Linked DNA regions of Homo sapiens: region 2 is linked to region 1. A link is an interaction called in ENCODE POLR2A ChIA-PET data of the cell type or tissue named here. Cell type or tissue: endothelial cell of umbilical vein. All regions are shown on one strand.

Region 1 (2,500 bases):
CGGACCTTGTGACCTCTCTGAGCCTCAGTTTCCATCTGTGAAATGCGGGTATAAGAGTGCCCCCGGGTAGAGGGAGCTGCCTGGTGCTCTCCTTCTGATCGCAGAGATCCCAGGCCCCGTAGCAGGGCCAGGCCTCACCTTGGATGCACCTTCCTGCTTCCAAGTGGAAACACACGGTGGAATTTAGAATCCTTAACCTGGCCTGTGAGGGTTTGCTTCCGGTGCTCTCGCGAAGGAAAGAGAGAACTCACAAATAATATATTATACTAGGCAGAGGGTGAGAAAGGTGCTTAGAGGCCAGCAAGGTTCTGGCCTTGGGGATCAGGGTTTACTCTCAGCAGGTGAATCTGGGAAGGCTTCCTGGAGGAGGTGATGCTGAAACTGGGCCTTGGGATGTGTAAGCACTGGAGAGGGAGGAGGAAGGGAAGAAGGGAATAAATGTCACTGGCGGAAGGTGGCATGTGTGTGCAAAACCACTGGGAGCTTTGATGATACCCGGTATATAGTAAGTGCTTGATAAAAGTCATCACCGAAATCAATCTGACTCCAGGATTTGGTTTAGGTATCTGGGAGAAGGGGTGTGGGGGCGTGTGGTAGAGATTTTCAGACCACCAGGTGAGAACAGACAGGTTTTTTGTCGTTTGTTTTTGAGACAGAGTCTTGCTTTGTCACCCAGGCTGGGGACAAAGCTCACTGCGGCTTCTGCCTCCCAGGCTCGGGGATCCTCACACCTCAGCCTCTTGAGTAGCTGGGACCTCAGGTATGCACTACCACGCCCAGATATATATATATTTTTGTATTTTGTATTTTTTGTAGAGTTGGGGTTTCACCCTATTGCCAGGCTGGTCTCAAACTCCTGAGCTGAAGCAGTCCACCCTCCTTGGCCTCCCAGAGTGTTGGGATTACAGGCGTGAGTCACCGTGCCTGGCCAGAAAAGACAGTTTCAGAGCCTTATGTAGGTGATTTCCGGTGGCGAGGGAACCAATTTTTTTTTTTTTTTTTTTGAGACCCTGCAGATTGGCGGGTCGCTTTGGTGGGAGTTTCTTGCTTCCTTGGCACACCATTCGCTCCGCGAGTTTGTTAAGGGCCCCTGTGTGCCAGGCTCGGCCCGAGCATCTGTGGAACCAGAGGAAGCTGGGTGGACAGTCGCAGGTTTGGTGACGTGCCAGGTGGGGAGAGGAAGCAGCTGCACTCATTCCCCTTTCCGGGCAGGTTGGGGAAACGCAGCGATTGTTCTGGGAAGCTGCAGCTTAGGGAGAGATGACGTTCCCTGTGGCCCAGTGAGGGTGGGGCCCTGGGGTCTGGGCTGACAGCAGGCAGTGGGGGAAGGTGGGTGTGGGCACCCGGAGGCCCATGATGCCCCCAGATCCTCCACCACGAATGCAGCCGGCAGCAGAACAGTGACGGGTCCTCCGCCCGCTTGGGTCTCTGCCCACCCACGCCTCCCTTGCTGGTTGTTCTCTCCGGCCTCTGCCTCCTTGCTTTCTTGGCTGACAGTGTAGGACCCTGCCTGAGGCACAGCATTTCCAGGCTGCCTTGCGGACAGACAGGGAATGGGGACAGCGTCCTCTCCTATCGCCCACGAAGCCCCCCTGCCATGTTCCTCTTTGTCCTCAAGACCACCCTCCTTCCTCCACTCCCAGGTTTCCAGCATCCAAGGAAGACCCTGAGTTTGGAATCTGGCTTCCAACCTGGATCCTGGACAAGTTACTCAGCCTCTTTGAGCCTTGGTTTCCACATCTGTAAGAATGGGTGTGAGACTTACCTTGCGGAATCGTGCAGGATTGACCAAAGCCAGACCGTGTGGCTGGTGCCTCGGAGGCAGCTGTTTCCACCATTCAGAGGGTTGTTCTTCTGTCCATTCAGCAATTCGGGCAGCTCACTCAGATCAGGGCCTCTGTCAGGCTCTGGATGTACAGCAGGACAGGGTCCCTGTCTCCAAGGACTCACTGCATATAGTGGGGGACAGTCACATGAGCTGGTGATTGTAACACAGGGTGACAAAAGAGGAGTCCAGCCTGCGGTGTCCTGCAGTGAGTCCTAAAGACGTGGTAGGGCCGGGCGCAGTGGCTCACACCTGTAATCCCAGTACTTTGGGAGGCTGAGGCGGGCACATCACCTGAGGTCATGCCTGGGCAACATGGCGAAACCTGTCTCTACTAAAAATACAAAAAAATTAGCCGGGCATGGTGGCGCACCCCTGTAATCCCAGCTGCTCCAGAGGCTGAGGTGGGAGAATTGCTTGAACCTGGGAGGAGGCAGAGGTTGCAGTGAGCCAAGATCACACCACTGCACTCTAGCCTGGGCAACAGAGTGAGACTCCATCTCAAAAAAAACAAAACAACAGTAACAACAACAAAAGAGGAGGTAGGACCTGGGAAGTGGGGGGACCAGGGGGGTGGCACAGGGAGGGCACCAAGGCAGGCAGCACTGTGGGCTGCGGGTCAGCATGTGGACATGTGTGCGCTGCCCTGGCCGTGGCATGTTGCTCACCAAGGCG
Region 2 (2,500 bases), 120 kb after region 1:
AGAACTCTTGAGAAGTGAACCTGTATTGTTGATAAATGACCCAGTCTGTGGTATTTTGTTAGAGCAGCACAGATGGACTAATACAAAGGCTGGAGATCCTTACTGAGCCCTTGCTACGTTCTCAGTGCTTTGCAGAAATGAACTGTTTCCTCTCACACACCCCTGACGTAGGTGCTGGCCTCATTCCATTTTTTATAGATGAGGAAATGGAGGCACAGGAGAGAGGCTAAGTAACCTGAACTGAGGTTCACCCTCCTCCCCTCCAAGCCCAACCCTGCTTAGCTTCCAAGATGAGACAAGATCTGGCACGTTCAGGGTGCAATGGCCATAGACAGGTCACCCCTCTTCTAAAGGGCAGAGCTGGGGTTTGAACTCAGGCAGTCTGACTCCATGGTTCAGGCTCTGAATGGTAATGTTCTGCTGCTTCTGTAAATAAATGAGGATAAGAAAGGAATAATTGGAAATGATTTCTCCCCCAAACTGTGAAACTGCATTGCAAACAGTGGTCTCAGCTACTAAGGAGTAACAAACAGCTCTTTCATCTCCTGAAAGAACTGCGTGCAAAGGAAGGAGTGAGGAGAGAAGGGACATCCAGAGCCTGAAGAACCTGTAACTTGAGTGCACAGCCTCTAAGTAATCCCAAGTGGACCGTGTGAACCTGCAGTCAGTGTCTGTGGCCACGAGGCAGAACACACAAACACCAGGCCCCAAGATTTCTCACCAAGATCGTGTCATGAGACAGGACCTCGCTGCCCAGCCCCCGCCTCCCAATAACAGGATTACGAGGCTGAGTGCGGTTACTGCTGGCACAGCGAGCCACAGATGTAGCCAGGACTGGGCGCCAATCGACGGATTCCCAATATTGTCTTCCAGTTGCTAGACTACGCTGCTTTCCAGTACATTATTTGGAATATAAAAACTAAAATGTAAGTAAAGCATTTTCATACAAATAATTTCAACCGCAACAAGGCAATTGGCTTCTGATTAAGTTGGCAAGAAGAGGTAATGAACTCATTCCGATTGACATATTTGGAGATTCTCTTGCCAAATCCAATTGGCAGCTTCATAATTATGGAAACGTCCATGTTATTTCCACTCAACCAGGGTTAGGGCTGCTGGTATCTGATTCAATGTTTACTTCATGAATGAGGTCAGTTCCCAGCACAGCTGGGGTTTCGGCAAAGGAGTCAGCAAACAGCATTCCCACTAGAATCTGACTGGCGTTTGTCACAACTTCCAGGGCAACCTTCCCCCAGCTCCCCCAGGTCAGCTGCTCTCCCTAGCATTGTCTGTGGTCCGGCTCCTCTCCCTGTAGAAGCAGACTCAGCCTCGACATGATGAGGTCACATGCAAGCTTCCCCTGGCACAGTGGTTCATTCTTCAACCTGCCCCCTTGGTATTGCAACACCTCGCTCCTGGACAACCCCCGCGCACCATGAGCTTCACGCTGCCAGGAAATGGGGTAGGGTTTTAAGAATTATTTATCCCAGGATGGTTCCACGTGTGTGGTATGAGAGTGACTCAGAGTGCCATGGAAGCCATCTCCAAAGGTAATGACTTCCCATAGGTCAGAGTGTCCTTTCAGCCAGCTCCCCACACTGATGAAAACAAAAACAAAAGTCGCAAGTACTCAGAGCACTCATGAAGAACACACATTCATGGAGTGACCATCTGTGAGTTCACAGAGTTCCTGGGGAGACTCAGGGCAGAAGGGAAGGGCGGCACCCCACAACAATGCCAGGGGTCTAGCTCCCAGTGGCTCGAAGCTGCAAAGGGCTGGAGTGTCACTGACCTGTTTGTTGAAGTCCTGAGCTATTGCCATAGGATAGCGGCATCAAGAAAGTGCACAGTCAGAGTCTGAAGCAGCTATCTCTGCCCTGGCAGCAATTTCCCTACGTGAGCACAGTAAGCTAGGAGGAGGCTAAGCATGATTTGGTTTGGATCTCAAAATAATCGTGGGCATCATATGATGTGATGACTTTTGCCTAAGAAAATCTGAAAAGAGCCATGGAGAAAAAGAATCTGGAGTGGGAGATGGTTTAGGCATTGGAGGCAAAGGCAGATTCAAGAAGAAACTTCCTCTGCCCCAGTGTTGACAACCAGACTGATGGCCACGCCCCACGCTTTCCCAATAGGAGAACAATGAGACTGAAGGCAGTTGATGTGAACACAAGAATCAACAACGTAGAGGAGACACAGTCCCAGGTGTAAAGAGGGGAGCTGTCTCTCCCTGTGGCCTCAACAGGAGGAGAGGGTTGTCAGTCTAGGATGAAGACTCACTGTCTCGTCCTAAGGGTCAGTCCACCTGCCATAGGAGATTTCGGAACACCTCTCCTCACTTGAGGGTCGACATGCTGTAGGGTCCATGGGGCCCACTGGACAGTCACAGTCCCAGCTCACTTCTCCCACTGGCTTTCCTCAGGAGCTCACACTACCTGTCTCAGCCCCAAGATGTTCCTTCTGTCTGCTCCTGTTCCTGACTCAAACATGTGTTGTTTGC

The links. Peaks named below come from ENCODE experiments on the same cell type or tissue, not always from the same donor. Only the 100,000 strongest peaks of a DNase experiment are listed, where the experiment ranks them.
Region 2: POLR2A ChIA-PET joins it to region 1 with 10 read pairs; 6 of 35 experiments call an interaction of 5 or more read pairs at or near these places.

What each region holds. Positions count from the first base shown.
Region 1 is chr1:9,316,853-9,319,352 of GRCh38, forward strand. The region is part of intron 1 of SPSB1 (splA/ryanodine receptor domain and SOCS box containing 1); the gene reads left to right. Among named protein-coding and RNA genes, the nearest start is that of SPSB1, 25 kb to the left of the region's middle. RefSeq lists a silencer at 1-129 and enhancers at 734-1,933, 747-1,291, 1,292-1,836. In endothelial cell of umbilical vein, no CTCF peak of the experiment used is centred here; a DNase peak (open chromatin) is centred at 1,189; H3K27ac peaks cover 1,952 bases.
Region 2 is chr1:9,437,446-9,439,945 of GRCh38, forward strand. It overlaps the pseudogene RNA5SP40. Among named protein-coding and RNA genes, the nearest start is that of LINC02606, 9.7 kb to the left of the region's middle. In endothelial cell of umbilical vein, no CTCF peak of the experiment used is centred here; a DNase peak (open chromatin) is centred at 1,226; H3K27ac peaks cover 1,350 bases.